Linked DNA regions of Homo sapiens: region 1 is linked to region 2. The links are chromatin contacts, found by Hi-C in ENCODE. All regions are on one chromosome and are shown on one strand. Each heading gives the region's core, a stretch centred on a gene start or an enhancer-like site at or near the end of the contact. The rest is flanking DNA. Distances are from core to core; before and after follow the strand shown. Region 1 has its middle 160 kb from the start of LINC02659. Region 2 overlaps TMEM72-AS1 (TMEM72 antisense RNA 1).

The links. Hi-C counts contacts between places; a loop is a spot of excess contacts on that map. Pooled maps may share reads with other maps.
Region 1: a map of IMR-90 shows a loop between it and region 2 (5-fold over the local background). The contact joins two enhancer-like sites. A Hi-C loop is called at or near these places in 1 of 168 maps with a recorded cell type or tissue (IMR-90) and 7 of 50 pooled maps.

What each region holds. Positions count from the first base shown.
Region 1 is chr10:44,064,655-44,071,505 of GRCh38, forward strand. No RefSeq gene overlaps it. Among named protein-coding and RNA genes, the nearest start is that of LINC02659, 160 kb to the left of the region's middle. Within about 2 kb of position 4,694, at least 5 of the 41 ENCODE cell types and tissues checked have a DNase peak (open chromatin) inside an H3K27ac peak, as active enhancers do.
Region 2 is chr10:44,860,464-44,867,163 of GRCh38, forward strand. All of the region lies in intron 2 of TMEM72-AS1 (TMEM72 antisense RNA 1), which reads right to left. Among named protein-coding and RNA genes, the nearest start is that of TMEM72, 48 kb to the right of the region's middle. Within about 2 kb of position 4,436, at least 18 of the 41 ENCODE cell types and tissues checked have a DNase peak (open chromatin) inside an H3K27ac peak, as active enhancers do.

The DNA.
Region 1 (6,851 bases), core at 3,444-5,943, 800 kb before region 2:
ACCACATCCACATGTCTCTGTGGCTTCACCCATCAGAAGATCCTCTGAAGACCTCACTGACATGTTGATGATGCAGATATAAGAAGGCAGAAAGTAAATGATGAGGTCTTATCTGCTGTCCATTTTATAGAAGTTAAGCTGAATGACCTCCACCTAGATAAGTGGCAATGTGTGTGTCCAATCTTATATCTGTTTTACCTATATTTATACATATATGTTTCATATGTTAATTTGTCTTAATTATCTGTACACCTAAATGCATTCATGCCTTCTATTAAGTCTATTCAGTAAAGGGAAAGGAGTGAGAGAATTGAGTGTCTCCCTTGTCCTGGATGTTTTATACAGATGATAGCACTTTATTCTCACAGTCACATTAAAGCAGGGCTCTCATATCTGAGCTGGCCCATCCAAATGACCTGGGGGCTTCTTAAAACACAACTTTCTAGACCCCAGTCCTAGGTTTCTGATTCAGCAGGTGTGGGTTGAGGTGTGAGAAGGTGGATTGCTGATGAGTTTCCAGGTGAGGCTGTAGCGTCTGGCCCAGGGACCCCACTTTGAGAAGCACAGTTTTAAAGAAATAGGCTCAATTTATGTTGAAAAATTTGAGGCTCACATTTGAGACGTAAAGTCATACAGCTAGTGACAGAACAGGATGTGGGCCTGGCAACACTCTGCCACCCTACACAGCACAGAGTTCCCTCGGTGTTTTTAAATGCCACTCCAAGGGCACTGCAAGGCAGCAGGACCCATGCTGCCCAGCGTGGTGTGTAGAGGCTGACAGTCTTGCACTGTGTGGTTGGAAGTTTCACAGCTACCACTGCCTCTGAGTGACTGTCTACATCTGTTAGCTTTCACTGGGTAAGAAACTGCTCCATAAGGGAGTGGCTTAAACAACTATTTATCAGTGCTGGGCAGTCTTCAGGCCTGCTGGGCAGTTCTGCTGTTGAGGTCAGGCTAACTGATGGAAGCTGGGCTTGCTCAGGTCTGGGGTCAGCTGACAGGTCAGGTGGGGTCTGCTGGTCTGGAGCCCTCTGTGCTTGCGTGGAGGTTGGCTTCATTCTGGCTGAGAGGTGGGGAGTCAGGGCCACGAGCTTCTCATAATCCAGCAGGTGACCTAGCCTCGTTCACACAGTGTCTGCCAGATTCCAGAAACGAGGGCAGAGCGTTAGTGGTGTGCAGAGGGCCTGGTTTGGATCTAGTACACATGGCTCGTGCCCTGTTCTGTTGACTAAAACACTAGAATGGCCAAGATCCAAGGGGTGGTTACAGGAAGGGGTGGAATTTGTGGCTATGTGAAAAATGGACCCTACTGTTTGTTCTGTATTACGGCCACTGCATGTCCTCCTGTGTCCCTATCCCACACCTGGCTCAACAGCAACAGGGGACAAGGAGGCCAGCTCTGCCTCTCATTTGTTGCTTCCTTTGTGGATGGCAGGAAGACAAAATCTATCGTGAACAACAGCATGCCACCAGGGTTTCCTCCTGAGAAATACGTTTTTCATTTTCCATGGAAAGCTCTTAAATGACGTTTCCTTGGAACCATCAGCTGTATGCATAAATATGGAGTTCAAATGGATATCCAGTTTTCACAGCTGTGTCTGTGCTAAATTAAAAAGAACAGAAAAACAAAGAGAAAGAAATAAAATGACCTCTGGCTTTTTGCAACAGAATGGGGGTGCAGGGAAGGAATCCTTCCAACACCGTGCAGCCGGCTTCATTACTCCATCATGTGCAGATTGGACTCTTAATTAATCATGGCTGAATTTTTGCACTTTTACTCTGGGGCTGGTGGTTTATTTTCTTGTTCTAGTGCCCACATGAGCATCCTCTGGCAATAAAACATCCAGAGAGAAGTTATAAAAACATGTCATCTTGGTTATAACATATGGCTAATTGATTTTTGAGAATCGCTTAATTGTGTGACTTTAGTTAACTAAACAACAATGCCTGTTTTCACACCTCTGATATTAGCTCATACGATTTCACGACCTGCCCCTGCTGAGACACACTCCATATTTCTGACCATAAATCTGGCCTCTGCTCAGCTAGCATATTTGCTCCAGCTTTGTTGTGGTAGTTTTACTGCATTGGTTGCCTTTAAAAAAAAATTATAGTTGGCAATAAGCATTGAGAAAGGTTTAAGGGTAGAAAGAGGTTTTCTTTTTTTCCAGTCTATATGAGCTGAATCTTTAATTTCTTCCTTAAATAAAATAATAAAAGGTAGTTTTCTTAACAACTTTGCCCAACATGGATCTCTGTAGGTTCCACTTAAACAGAATATGAGAGCAACATGAGCCTGTGGTCTTTTTTACAGAGGTTTACAAAAGCTCTGCTGAGTTCGATTAATTGCCTGGAGTTTCACAGGGGTCCGTGTCAGTTACAAGAGGGTTTTAATGTGGAAAAGTTAAGATGATAGGCATGTGAGGAGGAGGGAGAGGAGAGGCTTGAGTGAGAAGAAGGAGCTAGGGAGGAAAATAAAGGTGTTTGAGAAGCAGTGGGAAAAAAGCCTTCAGTGGATAATGAGAAAGTGGGTTGGAAGACTCAGCATATTCCTCTAGATTATGGTACAGGCTACAAAGATGGGGGAATGAAGAGATCATCTTCCAGTTTTGCTCCTCTGGAAACTAACTGCCCGTCATGGTTATTATGCAGAGTCAAAGTACAAGATCCCTGTCAAAAGCCATAGCCTGGGGTAGAAGTAGCCACCCTCAGCGTTCCACAGCTTCACTTGAGATTGATGATGTTTTATTTTCTTCCTTACTATAAAAGAAGCCCAGAGTAATGATTACAGTCTATAATAATAGCTGATACTTGCATGTTTTTGCCATGTGGTCAGGCAGTGTTCTAGGTGCTTTGAGGATGTAATTCCTTAAAGCCTCACAAGGACCCTGTGATGCAGGTACTATTGTTACACCATTTCACAGATGAAACTCCTGAGGCACACTGAGGTGAGTAACTTGCACACAGTCAGGTAGTTGCTGTATGTACATGGCAAAGCAGGGACTGATGGGCTCTTTGCTACCTTGCCTCCTTGTTTGGATATTCCCCAGGTAAAGCCTTCAACAAGGCCCTGGGTGCTAGGCCCTGCAGTCATCGGTGCCAGGAAAATACACTGGGGCTGATTCTCGAGGTGGAAAGATGTATGCCTTTTATTCCCTTTCTTGCCTTACTACACTGGCTAGAAGTTGCAGATGATGTTGAGATCTTGCTTCATTCCCAGCATTTGGAGAAAAGTATTTCGCATTTTGCCATTAAGTGTGATGTTAGCTGTAGGTCTTTTTGTTGATACTCTATCAAGTTGCGGAAGTTCCCCCTACTCTTCATTTTCTGAGAGTTTAAAAAAAATTATAAATGGTGTTTTTTTCTGTATCCATTGATATGATCATGTAATTTCTTTCTCCATTAATACAGTGGATTACACAGATAGATTTTTTAGTACTGAACTAGCCTTGAACTCCTGGAGTACACTCCACTTGGTCATGGAGTATATTCTTTCTATATATTGCTAAATTTGATTTGCTGATACTTTGTTAAGGATTTTTGCAACAAGAGAAGGAAAAGAGTATGCAAAATTTGAACCTTCACCTGAACAGTGGGCAAACCCAGGATTGCCTAAAGTTTCTGGCTCTGTGGGGCCTATCCTGGCCAGGCCCCACTGAGGAAGACTGCTGTGCCATAGTGCCGACAGGATGGGACCACATGGTAAAAGAAAACACAGAAAAAAAGGACAAACCTGAATGTTCTCATCTGGACCATCCCATTCTTGTAAAAACAAGCAAACAATTATAAAAGGTCACAGCTTTGTGCGATTCTTAGGGGAAGGTCTCAACCAAAGCATTGAGACTGAGTTCAGTGCTAGATGCCAAGCAAGAACCACAGAAAAACCAAACAAGTCACTCTTCTATACTTTTGTATCAAGATTAAAAATTTTCAGCAATTTTCATTGAACAGAAACAAAGCACTCTGCAGGAATGCAATCCCCTCAGCTATCAATACTTGCCTTCATCCCCCTCAACCCCACCATAACAGTCATGGTGAAGGTCAGTGTGCCCCAGGCTCTGTGGCTGACTAACTTTAGGGAAGAAGGACACAGGGTCCCAGGCAGGGGGCACCATTCAGGCAGACCCCACTCTCCACTTTGTCCAAGCATGTTCCTGCCTTCCTGGGTGACAGCGGCTTTTCTGTGTACCTTTGGCCTAATTCCTTGTGCTGGCTCCTGCATTGGTAACCACCCTGTTGTGACCTATAATTCATCTTCCAAACCAAGGATGTGGCAATTTTGAAAGTGATTTTGCCAGAACAGCAGGCCTAACCTAGGATTGCTTGGGGCAAATGGACCCATACGGTCCGTCTTCTAATATTTGAGGTTCTCCAGAAGTGGGGCTCTGGGTTGTCCTTGCCAGACCCCACTCCCCACCATGGTGGCTACGAAAGGTCTGCCTGTTCCCTGCCCCAGCAGCTGAGCCCCTTCTCCTCTCTTCCAGAACCCCCTCTGCTGTCTTGCTCTGGGATCTCTAACAATCTATTGTCTGACCCTTGAACCCTGCTGTGAAATCTTGGTGTGTCCTACAGCCGTCCGTTCTCGGGCTGGACTATGCCTGCTGGTGCTTGCCCTTTGAATTTTGTCCCATGCTCTTGCTACAATCTTCTGGATTTCACACCAAGTGAGTCACTCTGTTCTCTCCACTCCCACCGGGCAGACCCATGAGGCCCCTGCATGCACATGCTCTCTGCCTCTCGAGAAGCACTCCTCCCTGTTGGGGATGCAGTGGGGGATTGAATGAGCCTCCACTGGTTTGAAAGCTGAGGGGCTTTCGTGTGTTGCCTTCCTCTTCTCCCTGCTATTTATACCTCCTGTAGTATGATTTCCCTTTCAGAGGTTAGATCCTGAGGCTCAGAAAGATTAAGGAAGCAATTCCTTGTATTCTGTAGTGCCCCTGTAGCCTCTTGGAAGTAGGCTTAAGTTGGGAAACCCAGTCCAGCCATGGCAGAACTTGGCCTTTATTTATAAGGGAAATGATAAGAATGTCCTGGACATTGAAAACAGGAAAGAGAAGAGATATTCGTACACCCATGACCGTAGCAGCATTATTCACAGTAGCCAAGAGATGGAAGCAACCCAAATGCCTATCAATGAACGAATGGAAAAGCAAGTGTGGTGCATGCATACAATGGACTATTATTCAGCCTCAAAAAGGAATGCCAAGAAAGAAAATTCTGGCACATGCTACAATATGGAAAAAGCTTGAAGACATTATGCTAAGCGAAATAAGCCAGACACAAAAGGACAAATGCATGATTCCACTTATGTTAAGTACTTAGAGTAGCCAAATTCATAGAGACAGAAAGCAGCATGGTAGTTGTTAGGACCGGGGGAAGTGGGATGGAGAGTTACCATTTAAGGGGTACAGTTTCAGTTTGGCATGATGAAAAGTTCTGGGGATGGATGGTGGTGATGGTTACCCAAAAATGTGAGTGTTCTTAATGCCACTGAATTGCTCACTTAAAAATGGTTAAAATAGTAAATTCTATGTTGTGTATATTTTACAAAAATTTTGAAGAAGAGGGATGTTCTGGATGTTCACTCCATAGGATACTGCTTCGTTTGTTTGGTAAGGGCATTTCACTCTTCACCCTGTCCTCCTCCGCAATCCCCGCTTTCCTGGAAGCCCCCACCATCTGGCCTGAATCTGCACTATCAACTGCATGTACTGCTGATGGGCTACTCGTGCCTCTGGAGAAGTCTTCACAGACACACTAAGCAGGGCCTGGCTCTGCCCAGAGTCTGCTGGCTCCCTGGCTCTGAGGAGACATGCCAAGCCCTGCGTTGGCAGGCATTGGGAGTTGCTCTCACTCCTGTGCAGCATGGAGATGCCAGGCAGAGGGAATGCATTATGCAAGCCCAGTTCTGAGACACCACGCATTGTGCTTTCCAGCCCAGCCATGCAATGCTGACCATGTGCAGTTATTGCAGCAAGGCTGGTGTCCTGGGGACAGGGCATCCTCTCTGTATAGCCAATGTCTCAGGGCCTCCTTGGTGCTGCTGTAGTGAGTCTAGGAAGCCAGGAGATGGATGAAAGCACTGTGGAGCCTTGTCACTCCATCACCTCTGTGTACAGAGGAGGGGGCCAAGGCCAGCTGTCCTAGATGCTGCACAGACACAGGGAGGTTTGGTCAGATCTGGGGTCTCCTGACCCTGGGCAGCACGCACATCATGGTCCTGAGGGCTGTATGCTGCCTGGCTGTTCTTGCACAGTGGCTCCAGGAAAGAACTCGGGAGGAGAAGTGTCTCTTTCTTTTATATAACTAGCTTCTATTTATTTTTACCTTTTACTTTTGTTGTGTTCAAACATTTTCAAATAATGTGCCCCTCGAGCTCATAATTAAATAGCCCAATCCTTTTACTCTTCACAGCATGTATCAGATCAAATCAGAAGCTTTTCCACAAACTTTAAAAAAATATTGTAGATTAATAGGAGTTTGCAAAGATTGTACAGAGAGATCCTGTGTACCCTTCCAGTAGGTTTCCCCATGATTACTTCTTATGAGATACAATATAGCATCAAAATCAGGACTTGGATATTGGTGCAAAGTGTGTGTGTAGTTATGGCTTATTTTATCACATATGTAGTTTGTGTATCCACTACTCCCATCAAGATACAGAACTATTTCCTCACTACCAAGATCTCCAGATCTCCCTCCTGCCACCCACCCCTCCCCACCATCCCTAAGTCCTAGAAACCACCAATCTAATTTCTATTTCTATAATTTTGTCAATATGAGAATGTTAAATAAATGGAATTATATAGTATGTGACCTTTTGAGATGGGCTTTTTTTTTTTCTACTCACA
Region 2 (6,700 bases), core at 3,186-5,685:
CAAACACACACACACACACACACACACACACATACTCAGTGCTGTACTAGGCTCCTGCTGACTGTCCTATCATAGTGTTTCCTACAGAACCATCTCACGTCTCTCTGGGCTGATTGTCTTCTACAATCAATAAATGGTTCAAAGACTCACAAATTCTGTAGATGGGCCTTTGAAGAGGGCTGCACAGTCTCCCAGCTGACCTCAGGATGAGCTTCAGGCCATGTGAATGAGAAAGTGCACAGAGGCCCCTGCAGGGACCCTGGTGCCTGACGCTTCCCCCAGAGCCAGGCTGCCCAGGTCCCAGCCTTGTAGCTCACAAGCTGTGCGACCTTGGGCAGGTGCCTTTCTCTTTCTGAATCTCAGTTTCTTCCTTGGTAACTGGAGATGATATTAAATAGCACCTGCCTCCTAGAGTTGGCGTGGGATTAAACAGTTAGAACCAGAACAGTGTTTACAGCAGCACCTTTGGTATAGCAGGGCAGGAGCTCCAGATCTTGGTCCTGAAGGCTCAGGCCCTGGGGCCTGGAGACTAAAGCAGCATTCAGAGCTTTATGACCACAAGTAGCTACGCTCCCGCCTGAGCCTGTTGTCTGGGCCTTTGGTGTCTCTGTGGTTATGTCCCTCGGTCCTGATTCCTTTTTTAGGTTTCCAAGAGGAAGCTTCTTGTTGAGCCTGTGAACCCTGACCTTGGACCCCTGCTCATCTGGCCCACCCGGACGCCACGCCTGCTCTGTTTGGGGGTTCTCTCCCATCCCCACCCTTGCTTGGCAGCTGCTCCCATCAGACAGGTCCTCCTGTTCATCCCCAGACTGGGAGTGCAAACCCTGCTCAGGGCTCCTGTGGCCACAGGCACCCCCAAGGCAGAGAAGGAAGCCAGGAAGGAGAAGGCTCTGCAAACTCCTGGAAACAGTTAAGAGATGAAGAAAATTACACCACTTGAACTCTACTGGCCAGAGTCCTGGGAAAGGCAAACTCTCCTTGGGCCAAAGTGGAGGGAACCACCCCACCCCTCCACAGGCATCATGAACATGGCCCATTGGAATGCGCTGAGATTCACAATGACTTGATAAGGATCTGGGGGCTGAAAGCTCAGCAGGATGACTCTGAGCTGGACCCAGCCCCACCCTGGCGGTCCCTGCCACACAGCAGTCAGTTTGGAGCCACGTGGCTGCCATTCCTGGTGACTTCCCAAAGCTACTGCAACTTTTTAAAAAGATAAGCACATTTCCATGGTGTTTTTAACATCCTTTAATGGTTTTCAGCTTTCTTTTCAATATATAATTACTGAAAAAATCACTATGAATAATAACCAGAAACCACCAAAACCTACATGCAAAGTAGTATGCTAAAAACTTTACTCATTATCTTGTCTAATGTTTCATAATCTGCATGAAGCAGGTAGTACTGTCATCCCCACTTTACAGAGGAGGAAACTGAGGCCTAGAAACAGGCACACAGCCAGTAAGTGGCAGAGGCAAGACAGGAGCCCAGCTCCTTCTCCACCAACTATTTTGCTGGATCATCGTCATCATCAGCATTTTCTGGTGCCTGCTACACCATCCTCTGCTTCTCAGGGACATGTCTGAAGCCACAGAATCACTGTCCCTGCCGGAGGCCAGATTAGATTCAGCCCGTGCGTAGCTCACATTCTAGGGTGTCAGAGGGAGTGTCTTTCTCCGTCCTGCAGCCACAGCCATCAGCAGCACTCTCTCTCTGGCCTCCCAGGGCTTCCTCTAAGAAGCCCCCACGGGCACTGCAGGTGGCTGGCCTCCAGGAGCACACAGCTCTCGGAGTTCCAGGTGTTCCCCTGAGAGCAACCTGCTTGGGCACTGCAGGCTGCTGGGGTTGCCGGTGATGACTTCCTTTCCATTTCTGTTCTCGATGTCGTGAGGCAGTCTTCCTGATCTCTGCTCCCCAACTCCCTCCCATGGTTGAGAAGGCCCTGGCTCTCCATATTAAATCTCTCTCTACTTGAAATAGCTGGAGCACTTCTGCTTTCCCACGAACCCTGACCAAAGCCTCCCAGCCCCAGCTACAGCTGACAGGCTCAAGAGCACCACAGGCTCTCAAGGCTGGCCTGGCTCCTCCACACACAACCCCTGCAGATCTCTACTCACTCCAGACTCCCCCTGCCTCTGGCCAAGGCCCTGCCTTCCTGCCTTCAAGCTGGGCGCCCATTTCTCCAGGAAGGCTTTTGTGACCGGGCTTCATGTCCCTTGCACCCTGTGTATTGATCTTCCTGCTTGATGCCAAGCCCTATGAACACAGCAATTCTATCTGGCTTTGTACACTATTGTACCCAGCACAGGGTCTAAAAATACTTTTTGCATAAATGAATGAGTAAATGAAAAATTATTGAGTAGTCTTTGAGATCCTGATGCCATGAGTATAGAGAAAGAGAATATATGCATCTTAAATCCATTAAAGTTTGATTTAAAATGCACATTGGCACTGGCTGAAAGCTGGGTGGGCTCCATGGGGTACAAAGACAAGCCCACCAGGAGCCGAGAGTTGAGGAGTATGAACAGGCACAGGTCTCCGTGCAGCTGCAGTATGTTACAGCTTCTGGTGACTTCTGCCACCCTTTGTCCCTCTAGGGTCTGTGTTCCTGCCAAGAGAAAAGGCAGTGGCAGGAAGGAGGCTGCTCCAGATGTCAGAAAGGCTTAGCGAATGGTTTACTGTAGTTCACGAAATTTCTACAAGAGTAACCAATTGGCATCAGCTCCCTGAGCTGCCTGCTTAGAGAAGGAGCTTATGGCACTAAACCATTTTTGTATATTCCATCAAGATCTAGGAAAGCAGATTTCCTTTTTCAAAAAGCAGAGAAACTGTCCCACCCTGCAGTCATTGTGAGTGCAGAGGGACGGGGAGCCAGCGATCCATGAATTGCCAAGCCAGATTGCAGCTATAACCAGATTTTAGTTTGTGAAGGTCTTTTACAGACCTTTTTATACCCTATCCAGTGAGTATGAGTTAGGCTGGAGAGCAAAGGAATTGGAGCTTTTCCACACCACACACGGTTTGCGGTTGGCCCCCACCAGGTGGCTCCCCTGGCGGAGGACTCTGCGCTGCCTGCACCTGAGCGTAGCTGGGGCTTGCGGTGTGCGTCAAAGTGGCTGCGGAGTTCTTGTCTATAGAAACTGTTCAAAGTAACCACCTGAATTACTCCTACCATACTCTTTCTTTGACCTTTTATTTCTTTTAAGCATAACGTCAGCACTGATTTGAAATCATCAAGTAACTTCAACCAACGTAAAAATCCTGAGTTGCTTAAAAAGGAAAGAAAGGCTGCCCCCAAAGTGACAGGCTTTCTAACTTGCCTGTGTCTTTGCACCTATTTCCCTAGGACGCGGGAACGCCCCTTTCCCACACCCACTTCATTCTCCTCCCTGTGCCTCACGTTCTGGGAACATCCTCCTCTTGACTGCATTTCTTAGCCTCCCCGGGCTAGGGAAAGTGTGGTCTCCCTTTCAGCAACCTCAGTTCCATATACATTTCTTTCTCTCAGAATGTCTGATGCTATACTGCATTTATTGGTTTTCTTGTTTCTCTCCCTAGTAAACAGGACATTTTTTGAAGTCCTGCTGGCACATATGCAGTCCTCACACAACGCCTGGTGGATGATTGATTCATTTTAAGAGAGCAGATGAGCTAGGCTGTCTACAAATGTGTCGGATCCAGCTCCCGCCATCCTTCCTTCGCAAAGCAGAGCTTGCCAAGCCTGCGCACCCACGGGCTGCCTCTCTTCAAAGGGCGGAGCCTGTGCAGTGAGCGTTTGGCCACCTGGTCGCACACCGAGTGCTCGTCAGCGCGCATGGCCTGAGCGTTCTGCCCTGACACTCGCTGGCCTCTGGGCGCTTCTGTCTTTGACAACGTCCTGAACACTGTGGGAAGGCTCACTAGCATTCCACTCCTTCCCTAATGTGGAGTGGGTGTGATTTGAGGGGTTTGGCCCCCACCCCAGCTGCAGGGGTAAGTCACACTAGTTTGGGCTAATTAGCAGAATCTCATCTCCTTAGCGCAAACAACATTGATTCAAGAATGATCAGGGATCCCAGCCCAAACCAAGCCTTGCTGCAGCAATCAGCCGCTCTTGGGTTTGGGGGGAGGATACGGCGTGTGTCCCAAGGTGGGTCCACCCAGCGAAGCCAGTATTCCTCCTTGATGACTTTGGAAAGAGTCTCTCTCTCGTTCCGGAGGGTGTGATGTGTGAGGTTGGAACCACGAGGGACACCAGCTTGAGAACAAAGCCAAACTAAGGGGCGGGCGGAGCCAAGACGGAGGAGGCGAGTCCGGAGCAAACATACCGGATCTCAGGAGCCCCGTGACTGCTGCTCTTGGCTGACTCGTCACAAAGCATCCAGACGCGTCTCGGCCCTGCGTCCAAGACGCAAAGTTGTGCGGCAACCAAGCCTAGAGCTAAGCAGTCACCAGGAGTGGAGACAAAAGCAGTGAAAGGATGGGAGCGAAAACACGGATCCCGAGAACGAAGCCACGAGTGCAAAGCCGGGCGTTGTGCAAACTATCCCGGGCCTCTGCTGCCCCCTGGCGGACGCCGCGCGGGAGCCCAGAACCGGAGCGCTCTGAGCGAAGCCGACTCCATCCGACACCGCCGCCTCCCAGAGGGCTGCCCTGGGAAGTCACTGAAAACAGCCTGCGGAAGATTTCTCCTGTGTCACGTGGGGGGAAGAACAGCCGCTACCTGTTAGATTGCCATGAGGTTGAATGGCCAAAATGGATAACCGGGACCAGAGTTATCCTCCCACCTGAAAGAAGCAGGAGGAAACCAACAAAACTATAGAAACAACCGTTTTCAAAACCCAGCACACCAGATGCAGAGGACAGTGATCCTACTACCCAGACAGTTTCCGGGCCACAGCACAGGAGGTGCGGGAACCCGGACAGGGCTTGACCCCATGAGCTCACCCTCACGAGTTGAGGGACTAAGCCGAGTCCTCAGGGCAGGCACGGCGTCCCTGGAGGAAGAGGGGGCTGCACAGACACAACTCCAGTGATCCACAAAGGCTGCGGCCAGGGTGCAGCAGGGCGGCTCAGCACGTGCAGGCGAGGAAGCTGCCAGAGGCCCAGAAAGATCCCCGTGGGGCTGGAGGGAAGATCCGCCTGTGTTTGCACAGGGCGGGAACAGCGCCTCCCCCATCAGCCAGACTGCAGGCTCACCACTCAGGAGGCACGGGACAGCCCTGCTTCAGGGGTGGGAGCAGTTATTACTAAACGCAGCTCTATCCCCATCTGAGAAACGTCAAAGGCAGGACCGGAAAGCATCAGACTGTTACAAAGTAACTTAACCGTACCCCAGAACAAAGCCTGAAAATACACACAGGAAAACAAAGACATCCAGCACACAACAAGAAAAAAGTGGCAATGTCTACCACCCAGTAAGAAATGACCATGCATGAAGTGAGGGAGAAAAAAATTACCCATAATGAAGAGAAAATGCAATCAGTGGACGAAGTGCCAGGACACAACCTGTCAAAATGGGTGGGATTTGGCTAAAGCAATACTTAGAGGGAAAATGATAGCACTACACTAGGTTAGAAAGGAAGAGGGATCTCAAATCTCAGCTTCCGCCTTAAGAGCGAATTAAACCCAAAGTAAGAAGAAAGGAAACAAGAAAATTCAGAGCATAGGCCAGGTGCAGTGGCTCAAGCCTGTAATCCCAGCACTTTGGGAGGCCGAGATGGGCAGACTATTTGAGGTCAGAAGTTTGAGACCACCCTGGCCAACATGGTGAAACCCCGTCTCTACTAAAAATACGAAATTTAGCTGGGCGTGGGGGCGTGCACCTATAATCCCAGCTACTCGGGAGGCTGAGGCAGGAGAGTAGCTAAAGCCCGAGACGTGGAAGTTGCAGTGAGCAGAGATCGCACCACTGCACTCCAGCCTGGGTGACAGAGACTCTGTCTCAAGAAAGAAAGAAGAAAGGAAAGGGAAAGGGAAAAGGAGAGAGAAAGAGAGAAAGAAAGATCAGAGCACGAAAGGAAAAGAAAGAGAGAGAAAGAAAGAAGAAAGGAAAGGGAAAGGGAAAAGGAGAGAGAAAGAGAGAAAGAAAGATCAGAGCACGAAAGGAAAAGAAAGAGAGAGAAAGAAAGATTACAGCAGGAAAGGAAGAGAAAGAGAGAGAGAAAGGAAGATCATATCATAAATCAGTGGAATAGAAAGGAGAAAAACAAAAGGGACAAATCAATGAAATTAAAAGCTGGAGTTTTTTGTTTGTTTTTAGAAGATCAATAAAATTGATAAACTCCTGGTCAGGTTGATCCCCCCAAAAAAGAGAAAAGACTCAAATTACTAAAATCAGAAATGGGAATTGTGATATCTATCACTATAGATTCTACAGATGTTAAAAAGAAAATTAAGAGCATATTATGATAAACTTAAGACCAATATATATGACAAATTAAATATAATAGACAAATTCCTTGAAAGACACTATCGGCACTTAAGAGTAAACAGATAATCTGAATTAGTCTTATGTCTATTTTTTACATTAAACTTGTACTTTAAAACCTTCCCACACAGAAACCTCCAGGCCCAGATAACTTTATTATCCAACTTAGGAAGAATGAACATCAATTCCATACACACTCCTGGAAAATTGTAAAAGACAGAACACTTCTCAAATTGTTTTACTCTGGTACCATGACCAAAGACATTACAAAGAACGAAAACTATAGACTAT